3 separate regions of the Homo sapiens genome follow, and regions 1 and 3 are each linked to region 2. A link is a contact called in ENCODE Hi-C or POLR2A ChIA-PET data. All regions are on one chromosome and are shown on one strand. Each heading gives the region's core, a stretch centred on a gene start or an enhancer-like site at or near the end of the contact. The rest is flanking DNA. Distances are from core to core; before and after follow the strand shown. Region 1 holds the start of GRIN2A (glutamate ionotropic receptor NMDA type subunit 2A). Region 2 overlaps LINC01290 (long intergenic non-protein coding RNA 1290). Region 3 has its middle 24 kb from the start of TVP23A.

Region 1 (4,295 bases), core at 81-2,580, 330 kb before region 2:
CCAGGCTCCGCTGTGCCTGGGGAACTTGGGGCTCGCCCCACCTCGAGCCAAGGGGCCGTGGAGAGTCCTTCACCCCTACACGCGCGCGTGCACACACACGTGCACACACACACGCACACACACATGTTCACACACACACACCCTCTCTCACGCGCGCCGTGTGCAATGCTGAATTCTGGAGAGTAGGCGCGTCCCCCCGCGGGCCAGCGCGTAGGAGCTGGCAAAGAACGTGCGTAGGGGGAAAGGTAGGCTCCCAAGAAGCTCCCAGACGGACGTGGACTGTACAGCCCCTCCCTAGCCTTTCTACTGCGGGCGCTGTTGCCAAGTCCTAGGTGCACGTGGGCAGTGGGCCGCACACGCTCATAGGCACGCGCGCTTTTCTGCGCACTTCCTCAGACTGCTGTAGCGGTGCCCACGGCCAGCCGGAGTCCTCACATGTCCTCAGGTGGTGCACACGCATGAACTGCGGCAGGTGCACAGCCCTGCGTACCTGCAAATACCAGCACGGTCGTGCACGCGTGCCCTGACGCGCGCCTCTCGGGACGGACGCTGCTGGAGCCGGGGGAAGTTGAGGCGAACTCCAAGAGGCCTCGACGTTCCTGGGTAAGCGCCGCGGAGCGCGGAGCCGCAGCGCCCCCTGGTGCCCCTCCTGCACTTCGCCGCTGGGCTCCCTCCCGCTTTCCCTCTCCCTCTCTAGCCTGATCCCTCTCCCGCTCTCCCTCCGGTCGAGTCTCCCTCCTCCCCGGCCCAAGGAGCCCTGATCTCCCTCTGGGACGTACCTGTAGCCCGAGAAGGTCGAGGATGCAGTGGGGCGCGCTGCGCGCACGAGCATCTCGGCCGCCTCAGCAGCCACCGGGTTTAGCGGGTTCCCGCATGCTGCGGCCCCAGCGCGCTCCCCTGGCTGTCCCGCGCTGTCCGCATCGCCCCCACGGGGGGCGGCTATCCCAGCCGGAGGCTCTGCAGCAGGGCTCTAACGGGGCGGAGGAGAGAAGGAGAGGCAGGGTCAGCCCACCAACGAGGGGAGGGAGGGTTGAGGGGAAGGCTGCAGTCTGCAGTGCTCACAAGCCCCCCTATGCGCCCAGGGGGGCTAGACAAGAGGGGGGAAGCTGAAGCCCGATGCCCACGACGCCCCCAGTGCGGATCCTCAGCCCCTGTGGCTGATAGCGGGAGCTCCACTCCAGGGTGCACAGGAGAATGGGAGCCCCAGGTTGGCCACCCACGAGAAGCTAACTGGGCACCTCCACCCGCACCCCCTACCACCTCCCCAGCGCCGGCTGCTGGGAGTTGTGCGACCGGGAGCTGCTGAGCGAGGGAGGTAGGGAGAGAAAGAGGAGGTAACGAGGGTGGGGGGGCGCTGGCTGAGTTTGTGACGAGCCAGCAGTAGGAGAGGGGGAGGGAAGGACGCGGGCTCCCGCGGTCCCGGTTCCCCGAGGGAGGTGGATCTTTCCCACGCAGCGACCCTCTTGTGATCCTGCCGCTTCCTCCCTCTTCAGGCCTCCCACCTCCCCCCTTCCCAAGGGGGCCTCCCAGGCCCGGCGTCCCGCGCTAGCACTCACCGCAGCCTCTCTCCACATAGTTCTCAGCAGTGGCCGCTCCTGGTCATCTCCAGGGCTGATGGCTGCGGCCGCGATTCTCAGCGCTCACCCGGTCCCATGATCCGGCCAAGCCCTAGGAGCTCCCCTCCAAGATCCCTAGCTCCGCTTCCTGCCCCACTCCGGACGGCAACTGCCCGGTCCTCTGAGCGCGCCGGAGCACCCTCTCCGCAACCCAGCTCCGGGCTGGTGTGTTTGAGGGCGAGTGTGTGTGTGAGTGTGGGAGCGCGCTCGCGTGTGGCCGGGGATCCCCGCGGTCCCCGGCCGAGAGAGGCGCGGGCGGGGAAAGGCAGCTCCCTCCGGGCCCTTCGCTGCTGGGCCAGCTCCGCGCCGGGCGTTCGGCTCCCCACTTCCCAGCGGGAGTCCGGTGAGCGCCTGGACACCCTGGTTCACAGCACTGGCAAAGCCGGGTTCCCGGGGCGTCTTTCTGCTGCGGTCGCCTCCGAGGAAGAGGAGAAGGAAGGTAGCGGCGCCCTCCACACCAACTTAGGGACTTGTTCTCAGCCGGCGAGACGCAGTAGCCCCCGCTCAAGCCCAAGAGGCTTCGAGCTCCGGCGGGCGAAAGCGTCTCCTGCCCGCAGCCTCTCTCCTAGGTGGGTCGAGACAGACCCCGCAGTCCCTCGGCGGCGACGCGGAGCGCGGCCACCCGTTCCGAGAGCGCACGGCGGCAAATAAGGCCAGGATAGGTGGCTGGCTGGCGACGGGGGCGCCTGCGGCGGCGCGCGCTGCTGTCCGTGGTGTTGGAACCACGCTCTCCGCCCGCTCCCGGGCGTCTGGTGCGGCTGAAGAATCAATTATTCAGATCTCTGCTACCGCTTCCTCCTCCCCCAGTGCCTCGCGCTGGGTACAGTTATCCCCCTCCACGCACAGGCGCGCCGACACACACACACACACACACACACACACACACACACACACAGAGTCTGCTCCAATGCTTCTCCCTGTGCCTCGCCACCCCCGTACGGGAACCCACTCCTCTGATCTCAGGGAGCCAGAATCCTAAAAGCAAAGACATCTGCATTTCCCACATGCTTCCTTCTAAGTTCTACCAAACAGAAGCCTCCCTGAGGCTGCCACTTCTAAGCTACCAGAAGAGGTGAGCCAGAGAACATGGGACGGCCCGGGTGTGTGAGGGCTTGGTTGACTTGAATTCTAGCGACTGGGCATGAAATACATGGTCAAGGGAGGAGCTCTGCCCCTTTTATATTCACCTGTATCTCCAACGCCTGTCTGCCTTTCAGGCCTTGGAAGGAAAGGGGTCTTAAATTCTAAGAGGTTTTGCAATGACTGTTCCAACCCTGCCTCCTCCACTTAACCTAATGTCACCTGCTGCGGTCTAAATGTGTGTGTTCCCACCCCCAAATTCATAGGATAAAATCCTAACTCCCAAGGTGATGGTATTAGGAGGTGGGGACTTTAGGAGGTGACTTCATGGCTTCATGAGAGTAAAATGGGATTTGTGGTCTTATAAAAGAGATGCCAGAGAGTCAGCTAGGTCCTTCCACCAAGTGAGACTTAATCAAGAAGGCATCGGCCTATGAACAGGAACTAGGCCCTCCCCAAATACTGAGTCTGCTGCTGCTTCATCTTGGACCTCCCAGCCTCAAGAAGTGAGAGAAATAAACTTCTGCTGTTGATGATGTTTTGCTATGGCACCTGGATCAAACTAAAATATCACTTTTGGACATTATATTACTTCCCTTTATTGATCACTAATCTGGAAATGGGGGGCAGTAAAAACATCTACTTCTCAGGATTATTTTGAAAAGAAAAGGAAGTAGCCTTAATAAAGGGGTCAACAAGGTCTGGCACATAGTAGATGCTCAATCAACATCATGCACCTTGAAGTAGCCTGGAAGCAGGGGAACTTCTTCCAAGAATGTGGATGTGGCTGCTGAAATGGAGACAGGAGAGGGGCACAGTGTGTGGAGACAAATGGATTCATTATTGAGCTGGTTGTTCTATGCTGGGTTTCCTGGGTTTTTGTTTTTGTTTTTTTTTTAATCCAAAAGACAGAGAAAGCGTGAGGGAAATGCTGGAAAGTAAATTAAAATGGGGGATTGTATAATATAAGGCAGGGAACAGGAAAATGTTTCCTTTCTTGAGTCTATGGCTGGGCTGAACTGATTAGGCCACTCCTTGGCACCCATGCAAGACTCTGGCTTGGGGTCTAAAGGGGAAGTTAGGCCATTTTATTTAAATGAGTTATAAATTATAGACAATAAAATGCATATCTCTCAAGGGTTTCATTTGTGAAGGTTTTTTGGTGTTTTTTTATTTTTTTGTTTGTTTGTTTTGTTTTGTTTTGTTTTTTTGACAGGGTCTCACTCTTGCCCTGGCTGGAGTGCAGTGGTGTGGTCGTAGCTCACTATTAACTTGAACTCCTAGGCTCAAGTGATCCTTCTGCCTCAGCTTCCCAAGTAGTTAGGACTTGTGGTGGTTAGCACATGCCACCACATCTGGCAAATTTTTTATTTTTTGTAGCCATTGGGTGTTGCTATGTTGTCCATGCTGGTCTCAAACTCTTGTCTTTACGAAATCCTCTGGCCTTGGCCTCCCAAAGGCTGAAATTACAGGTGTGAGCCACTGCACCCAGCCAGTTTGTTACTTTTGAGATTGTGTGTATCCACATAGACCGTCACGTAAAATGAGGTACAGAGTATTTTCATCACCACCAGGAAGTTTTCTTGTGTCCCTTTGTTG
Region 2 (4,416 bases), core at 623-3,122:
AGATTTGCTACTTAGATAGTGGGAAAGGACAAAAATTAATTAAAATACAAATACTGGTCAACAAGCAAGGCCCTTTCATATAAACAATGAAATAACCATCCATTCTATACCAGGATACAATATTTTTCTGAAGTCTCTTTGAAAGAAACAATTTCCCATAATTTTGATACTAGGGTATGTGGGTGGTTTGTGGGGTGGGCAACCATTTGTCAATGCCATTAAGTTATTTATTTATTTTTTTCAGATGGAGTCTCACTCTGTCGCCCAGGCTGGAATGCAGTGGCACGATCTTGGCTCACTGCAACCGCCACCTCCCAGGTTCGAGCGATTCTCATGCCTCAGGCTCCTGAGTAGCTGGGACTACAGGCACATGCCACCATGCCTGGCTAATTTTTGTACTTTTTCAGTAGAGACAGGGTTTTACCATGTTGGCCAGGCTAGTGTCGAACTCCTGACCTCAAGTGATCCATCCACTTCAGCTTCCCAAAGTGCTGGTTTTACAGGCATGAGCCACCGCACTTGAATGAAGTAAACTTCTTTAAAGATGACAGTAAGTTTGATCTATATACTGATATCAAGGAACATATCAACAGATGCTGTGATCACTGGGGCAAGGACACACCTGGACATTCTTTTTTCTTACTCTGATGGAGGTAAATGCTGTCTGATCTATGAAAACAATCTTTCTACACCCAAGATTAAATAAAACTGTTTCTAACCCAGTTATGATTCTCTGGATTTGTGGGAACAGAATATCATAAATGCCATTGAAGAAGCTGGGATTGACTGGATTTAGCCAAGACAACACAAAAGCCAGATGGTATTTGATTTTTGCAACACAGAGGTTTAACTATTCAGATTCAGGAAAGTATTGAGCTTCCACGGGGAATTCCTAATGAGCTGAATAATCTGCAGGATTGATGTTCCAGATGCCTCTGAAGGGAGGACATGGGTCAGCACAGGAGACTCCCTAATCACAGCCAATGATCAATTCAAACTCATCTGACCACTATCGCAACAACGCATGATGGTAATTCTTTAGGATCATGGGGCATTCTCTGGACTACCCACAAATTACCCTAATCATCAATCCGCAGCTTGAAATCATTTCCCACTGGGCTAATTCTACTTATCTACCCCTTATCTCCTTACGAAAAAAAAAAAAATGTCCCATGAGCCAGGGACACTCACCTACCACTTGCTTGCAAATTGGGACCCATGAGTAGCAAGCAGAGAGATATTTGGGATAGTTAAGTAGTAGGATTGGAGGTCTTCTTTCAGGCTACTGGGTTCTGTATAAATCTAATCTGGTACAGCTATGGGCAGGAGTTATTTCTTGCAGCAAGATAGAGGCCAAACTTGGGTAGGTTGATTGTAACCCAAGACACAGAAGAAATTATTAGCAGTTGAACTAAGAGGTTTACCATATGGTAAAGGTTTGGAACATGCCACTCAGGCAACCCAAAACTCTGTTTTCACCTATTTGTTAAATTTTCATTCATCAGGGAACTATCGACCAATATGCCAGACAGTGTACCAGGCACTATCATGAATAGCAAGACCAGACAGAATCCCTGCCTTCTTGCAGCTGACCTTGTAGTGGGGGACACAGGAGGTTAACAAGTGAAAAGTACACACACGAGATTTCCAGAGAGCAGTGTCATACAGTTCACAAGGACACGGGCAAGGAGACATGAACTTTTATCTGGCCAAACCAGGTTGCTTTCATTTATAAAGGCCTTAATTGGAAACAGAAAGGTACAGATCCCAGGTCAAGGGGAAGGAAATAAGACCCAACTGCTGCTGGGGCTGGAATGTTTGTGTGTTCAACCTAGATTCAACAACCCGAATTTCACCCCTAAAAGACCTGAACAAACAATTTGGATAAATGCCCACCAGGTGGCAGGAGTGCCTCTTCCCTTCATTTCTGCAATTGAAATTAAACATGCACCTTATCCTTTAAAAAAAAAAAAAACCGTTTTGTTTTCATAAGCTATTTTTATCCTTTTCAATGTTGAAACCAGTTGATTTCACAATACTACTAAATAACATACTTAAAATACAGTGCCAATGTAGCAAGTCTCTAAGCTAGTATCTAGGTAAAATATGGCCCTTACCTTCCAGGCCTCCACGTTGATCTCAGTTGCTTTTGATTCTTAACTTGATTCACCAATCTTACCTGGAATTGCCTTACAAGTCAGTCAGCTTCTTTAAACTCAGAGTCCAGAGCTCTTCCTTGGCTGTGTTCTTAATTCCAGAGCTTCAGTTCTGCTTAGAGCCCAACATCCTTGCTGGCGGATTTTCTCATCAAGCAAAATGTTCCCTACTCTTTTCCGTCGTGCGTTCATCCTTTTATAAAATTGGAATTGAATGACGTCAATTAAAATAAATTAGTTTAAGCTGAAAATCCAACACAAGTGAAAAGTGTTCAAATCTCAATGAAACCATAGAAGCCATGCAGTCTATGTAGTCAACGATAACAAAGCTTATCTGATGGACTAAGTTGAATGTGGCCAAATAAATCACATAGGAAACCTCAACTCTTTTCTGCTCCCTTTGAAAATATAAAACAGGACGAAGGTTTCCAGAGCATTGCAGCAGGATGCAGTCATGGAATAAGAGAGAAAATCTTCAGCCAGGTGTGGTGGCTCACACCTGTAATCCCAGCCTTTGAAAGGCGGAGGCGGGAGGATCACTTGAGGTCAGGAGTTTGAGACCAGCCTGGCCAACATGGTGAAACCCCGTCTCTCCTAAAAATACAAAAAAAAAATTAGCCGGGCGTGGTGATATGCACCTGTAGTCCCAGCTACTAGGGAGGCTGAGGCACAAGAATCGTTTGAACCCAGGAGGCAGAGGTTGCAGTGAGCCGAGGTTGTGCCACTGTACTCCAGCCTGGGTGACAGAGTGAGACTCCATCTCAAAAAAAAAAAAAAAAAGGAGAGAAAACCTTCAGAAAACTCAGAGTTGCTGAGAGCACCAGAACTTAATCAGGAGAGGGGCTGGGGGAAGCACATGGGGTAACCCCCAGAATCTTGCTCTGGGCTAGAGAAGGCTCAACACACAGCAAGGAGAATATCAGAGAAGAGGCTGAAGGGGAGACTTCATAGGAGACAGGCGCTGGAGGAATCAAGATCAACTGGGTTTCCATCCTTGTGGCATCCCACTGGGGAGCCCAGGAGAGGCTCCGAAAGAGGAAGTTGATTGGCCTGGCTTGGGTCATATGCTACAAGTCACTTTGATTGACCTCTACAAGACATTGCCCACAGGGAGGCAGAGAGAGCTCTCCAGAAAGAATTCGGGGTGTTGATGTAGTTTGTATATTTGTCCCCACCCAAATCTCACATTGAATTTTCCTCCCCAGTGTTGGAGGTAGGGCCTGGTTGGAGGTGATTGGATCATGGAGGTGGTTTCTCATGAATGGTTCAGTGCCATCCACTTGGTGCTGTCCTTGTGATAGTGAGTTCTTATGAGATCTGGTCATTTAAAACTGTGTGGTGTCTGGGCGTAGTGGCTCACGCCTGTAATCCCAGCACTTTGGGAGGCCGAGGGAGCAGATCACCTGAGGTCAGGAGTAGGAGACCAGCCTGGCCAACATGGTGAAACCCCGTCTCTACTAAAAATACAAAATTAGCTGGGGGTGTTGGCACCTGCCTGTAATCCCAGCTACTCAGGAGGCTGAGGCAGGAGAATCACTTGAACCTGGGAGGTGGAGGTTGCAGTGAGCCGAGATCACGCCATTGCACTCCAGCCTGGGCAAAAAGAGTGAAATTCTGTCTCAAAAATAAATAAATAAAATAAAAATGTGTGGCGCCCCCACCCTTGCTCCTGCCCTGGCCATGTGACATGCCTCCTTCCCCTTTGCCTTCCACCATGACTGTAAGCTTCCTGAGGCCTCCCCAGAAGCTGAGCACATGTCAGCATCATGCTTCCCATAAAGCCTGAAGAACCATGAGCCAATTAAACCTCCTTTTTTTTTTTTTTTTTTTTTTTTTGAGACAGAGTCTCTCTCTGTTGCCCAGGCTAGAGTGCAGTGGAGCAATGATGGCTCACTGCAACCTCCGCCTCCTGAGTTGAAGAGATTCTCCTACCTCAGCCTGCCGAGTAGCTGGGACTACAGGTGCCTGCCACCATACCTGGCTAGTTTTTGTATTTTTAGTAGAGACAGGGTTTCACCATATTGGTCAGGCTGGTCTCAAACTTCTGATCTTGTGATCTGCCTGCCTCAGCCTCCCAAAGTGGTGGGATTACAGGCGTCAGCCACCGTGCCCGGCCTTAAACCTCTTTTCTTTATAAATTACCCAGTCTCAGATGTTTCTTTTTTTCTTCTTTTTTTTTTTTATTTTGAGACAGAGTCAGCCTCTGTCACCCAGGGTGGAGTGCAGTGGTGTGATCTTGGCTCACTGCAACCCCCGCCTC
Region 3 (4,332 bases), core at 1,388-3,887, 330 kb after region 2:
TGGTATGGAAAGAAGGGGCCTGTTTGTTGAAGCCAAGGTGCTGGAAGAACTGCCTGTGTCGTACTGACAAGCCAAAGGTGTGTCGGTCGTGGCTATTTCTCGTGTCCTTGGGTTCTCTGCCTGGGGATCTCCGCTTTCTCCGCTGCTAAGGTCAGAGGTACTAGTGTGTAGGCAATTCCTGGCCAGCCAGTCTGAGATGGAAACGTCCTGGGCTGAGCATTTTGGTTTTAACCGGCTTACAGCTGAAAGTTCAGATTCTCTCTCCCAACTCCGCTCATGCGCTTTCCAAAAATTCCAAACGCTGATTTCAGTAGCATCTCTGTGCCCTCCTAGCGTATGTCTGCGCCGGGTGCTTTTCCTTTTAGCAGTCGCGGCATTCGCTTTGTGATTCCCTACTCCAAACACGTCATCCGCAGGGGCTCTGGGTCTCAGTTTTAGCTGATCTGCTTTTTTCGTTTTCCATGTGGATTCCTGTTTTTCGGATCCACCTCTGGTGGGTGTCAGTAAACTCACAGTTGACTTTCCTTTTTTCATAACATCAAACACTTTAGTTAATGAAGGTGTTTCTTTCTCGTTCTTGGCATCTCCTAGACTTCCACTGTCTGACTTGAATCTCGCTGATTTTTTCCTGGAGAGAATATCACATGTGATGAGTTTATGGGAACTGAAGAGCTGTCTCCGGCTATCTAAACTTGATGTTAAACTTCCCTCGGTGCAACTTACTTCACTTCATTCAGAATTTCTCCGGCTGCTCTTAGTCACTTTTTGCAGTTTTCCTCGGAAAAGCCTCTCCGAAGTCAAAGCTGTGGGGAAAATGGGAAACTCGTTCCCGCTGTCGGTTTCCACAGGCCGCCCTTCAAGGATCAGTTCGCTTTTCTCGTCGTCTGCCTCGTCCCCCTTGCTCTCTGCCACGACTGCACCTCAGGGCTCAGTCTACTGGAGTCCAGGCTAGTCAAGTATGTAGCAGACGATGTGGTGGAATAATCTGAGGTGATGGTGCTGACGTTGGCCAAAAACTCACTATGTTTCCTTTCTATGCCCTGCTGAATTTCTTATAACAGTTTTATTGAGGTATAATTCCCATACCATACAACTCATCCATTAAGAGTGTACAATTCAATGGCTTTTTTTCTTTTCTTTCTTTTTTTGGAGACAGTCTCACTCTATCACCCAGGCTGGAGTGCAGCAGCACGACCTCCGCCTCCTGGGTTCAAGCAGTTCTCCCACCTCGCCTCCGAGTAGCTGGACCACCATGTCTGCTAACTTTTCGAATTTGTTTATAGCGATGAGGTCTCCCTGTGTTGCCCAGACTGGTCTCGAACTCCTGGGCTCAAGTCATCATTTCACCTCAGCCTCCCAAAGTGCTGGGATTACAGGTGTGAGCCACTGTGCCCAGCCATTGGCTTTTAGTATACAAACAAAGTTGTCCAAGCTTCACCACAGTCAATTTTAGAACACCTTTCTTTTTTACTTTTTCTTTTTAGAGAGAGAGGGTCTCACTTTGTGGCCCAGGCTAGAGTACAGCGGTGGGATCACAGCTCACTGCAGCCTCCAACTCCTGGGCTCCTGCCTCAGCCTCCTGAGTAGCTGGGACTGCAGGAGTGCGCTACCATGCTCAGCTAATTTTATATTTGTAGAGATGGGGGTCTCATTATGTTGCCCAGGCTGATCTCCAACTCCTGGTCTCAAGTGATCCTCCTGCCTCAGCCTCCCAAAGCATTGAGATTACAGGTGTAAGTCACCATGCCCAGCTCCCTTTGTAACTTTTGAGAAACTGGCAGGCTATTTTCCAAAGCTTCACTCTATCAAAAAATATATATATTTTTTAAACAATAGCATAACATATATAAAGTGCAAAATCATAAATGTACAACTTAATGCATTTTCAGAAACTGAACACTCCCGGAGATCCAGCATCCAGACCAAGAAACAGGATGTTTGCAGCCCCCAGAAGCCCCTGTGGGGGTCAGTCGCTTCCAGCCACTCCCCTGCCAGAGGAACCATTGTCCTGCCTCCTAATAGCACAGTTTTTGTTTCCTTTCTGGATTTTAAATATTCTCCAGTTTAGGCATGGTGCCTCACACCTGTAATCCCAGCATGTTGAGAGGCCAAAGTGGGAAGATTGCTTGAGCCCATGAGTTTGAAACCAGCCTGGGCAACAGAGTGAGACCTCGTCTCTAAAAAAAATTAAAAAATTAGCTGAGCTTGGTGGTGCATGTCTATAGTCCCAGCTACTTGGGAGGCTGAGACAGGAGGCTCATTTGAGCCCAGGAGTTCGAGGCTATAGTGAGCTGTGATTATGTCACTACACTCCAGCCTGGGTGACAAAGTGAGATGCTGTCTGTAAAAATAAATAATATAATAAATATATAAATATAATAAATAAATAAATAAAATATAATAAATGAGTATTCTCCTTTCCTGGTGAGGGGTGGAGGCTGGCAGGAGGGCCAGGCTGAGGATGTCAGAAGAGAAACCTTACTCCCAGATCCTAGAAGGAGAGAGGCACCCCAGCGAGGCGTGGGGACTGGGGCCTTTGAGGCTTCCTCCTCACAGCCCCTTGCACCTTCCCACCTGCTGGGAGTTTTAGGGGGTTTCCAGAGGCTGCAGAACCAGGACAATATTTTCTAGAGTCCTTGAGTTTGGTGTGACCACAGGCAGCCTGAAACCGAAAGCCAGGCCTTGGGACTGGGCGGCTGCTTCCCTTGGCTGGGATTTAAGCACAGGCCAGACACACATGAGGCCTTCAGAGCCATCCTGCCAGCCGTGTGACCCAACAGGCAGGGTCATGCATGTCTTTATCTGACATCAGAACCCACCTGGAGAGCCGCTGTGTCTTAGGTGTGTCCTGAGACCAAAGCTGGAAGTTCAGAGCACATTGCCCAGAAGAAGTGAGACATTTTCGAATTTTTTTTTTTAATTTGGACACAGGGTCTTGCTGTGTCACCCAGGCTGGAGTGCAGTGGTGCAATCTTGGCTCACTGCAGCCTTGACCTCCTGGGCTCAAGCGATCCTTCCACTTCTCAGTCCCGCGAGTAGCTGGGACTACGGTGTACACCACCACATCCGGCTAATTTTTGTATTTTTTGTAGAGATGGGATTTTGCCAAGTTTCCCAGGGTGGTCTCAAACTCCTGGGCTCAAGTGATCCACGCACCTCAGCCTCCTAAAGTGCTGGGATTATAGGCATCAGCCATCGCACCCAGCCTTGGAATGTTTTAAGGGACAGTCATGATAAGACTGTTGCTGATGCCACGAGAAGCGCCCAGGAAGCAGGGTGTGCTGGCTAGCTTCTGTTGCCTCCAGAGGGATTCCCCTCCCTTCTCTTCCCTTCCCCACCTGCCGTCTGCACAGATGCTGACCATAAGAGCCCCAATCAGCAGGCAGCTGTGGTGCCCACCACCCACAGGCTCCCATTGGCCAATGCGGGGCCCAGACAGGAGATTGGAAGGTGGAGGAGAATGAGCACACTGTTTTTATACCTCTGGCTCTGCCCATCAAAGATAAACAGAGCCCACCACTAGCTAATGCACTGAAGAAGATTTCATTCAGTAAAACCATTGCAACAGGGAAGAGGGACCAGCATGAACCAAACCCAATTTCCCCAAAATAAAATGCTGGAGACTTGTTATTTTTTTTGAAACAGGGTCTCTCTGTCACCCATGCTGAAGTGTAGTGGCATGATCATAGCCCACTGCAGCCTCCACCTCTCAGGCTCAAGTGATCCGCAGCCACCAGAGTAGCTGGGACTACAGACGCAGACCACCATGTCTGCTAATTTTTAGAACTTTTTTTGTAGAGACAAGGTCTCTCTGTGTTGCCCAGGCTGGTATGGAACTCCTGGACTCAAGCCATCCTCTCACCTCGGCCTCCCAAAGTGCTGGGGCTGCAGGTGTGAGCCACCACCCCTGGGCGTCCCTGCTTCCATCTTCACCTGGCCTTCTCCTCTCTCTCCTGTGTCTCAAATCTCCCTCTACTTTCTTTATAGGGACACAAGTCTTTGGATTTTGACCTGTGTCAAACCTATATCAAGGATGATCTCATCTTGAGATTCTTAATGAAATCTGCAAAGATCCTATTTCGAATTAAGTTTGCTCATGTATGGAGAGTTAGGACTTGAACATTTTTTTTTTTTAAGGTAGAAATGAGGGCTCTTTATGTTGCCCAGGTGGGTCTTGAACTCCTGGGCTCAAGCCATCCTCCCACCTCCGCCTTTCAAAGTGCTGGGATTACAGGTGTGAGCCACTGTACCTGGCCACGGACATTTTTTCTTTTCTTTTCTTTTCTTTTCTTTTCTTTTCTTTTCTTTTCTTTTCTTTCCTTTCCTTTCCTT

Evidence for each region. Hi-C counts contacts between places; a loop is a spot of excess contacts on that map. ChIA-PET counts read pairs that join two places held with the same protein, here RNA polymerase II (POLR2A). Pooled maps may share reads with other maps.
Region 1: a map with no recorded cell type shows a loop between it and region 2 (4-fold over the local background). The contact joins the promoter of GRIN2A here to the enhancer-like site in region 2. A Hi-C loop is called at or near these places in 2 of 168 maps with a recorded cell type or tissue (GM12878 and mammary epithelial cell), 33 of 37 single-sample maps with no recorded cell type and 10 of 50 pooled maps. POLR2A ChIA-PET finds 5 or more read pairs at or near these places in 2 of 52 experiments (A673 and activated CD4-positive, alpha-beta T cell).
Region 3: a pooled map shows a loop between it and region 2 (2.7-fold over the local background). The contact joins two enhancer-like sites. A Hi-C loop is called at or near these places in 2 of 168 maps with a recorded cell type or tissue (heart left ventricle and tibial artery) and 5 of 50 pooled maps.

The regions. Positions count from the first base shown.
Region 1 is chr16:10,181,098-10,185,392 of GRCh38, forward strand. It overlaps GRIN2A (glutamate ionotropic receptor NMDA type subunit 2A), which reads right to left and starts at 1,331. Exons shown (of 13, transcript NM_001134407.3): 1 at 780-1,331. RefSeq lists silencers at 419-528, 539-598.
Region 2 is chr16:10,512,884-10,517,299 of GRCh38, forward strand. It overlaps LINC01290 (long intergenic non-protein coding RNA 1290), which reads right to left. Exons shown (of 2, transcript NR_149081.1): 2 at 1,959-2,349. Among named protein-coding and RNA genes, the nearest start is that of LINC01290, 13 kb to the right of the region's middle. Within about 2 kb of position 1,873, at least 6 of the 41 ENCODE cell types and tissues checked have a DNase peak (open chromatin) inside an H3K27ac peak, as active enhancers do.
Region 3 is chr16:10,840,519-10,844,850 of GRCh38, forward strand. It overlaps the pseudogene LOC729945. Among named protein-coding and RNA genes, the nearest start is that of TVP23A, 24 kb to the left of the region's middle. RefSeq lists an enhancer at 2,514-2,743. Within about 2 kb of position 2,638, at least 7 of the 41 ENCODE cell types and tissues checked have a DNase peak (open chromatin) inside an H3K27ac peak, as active enhancers do.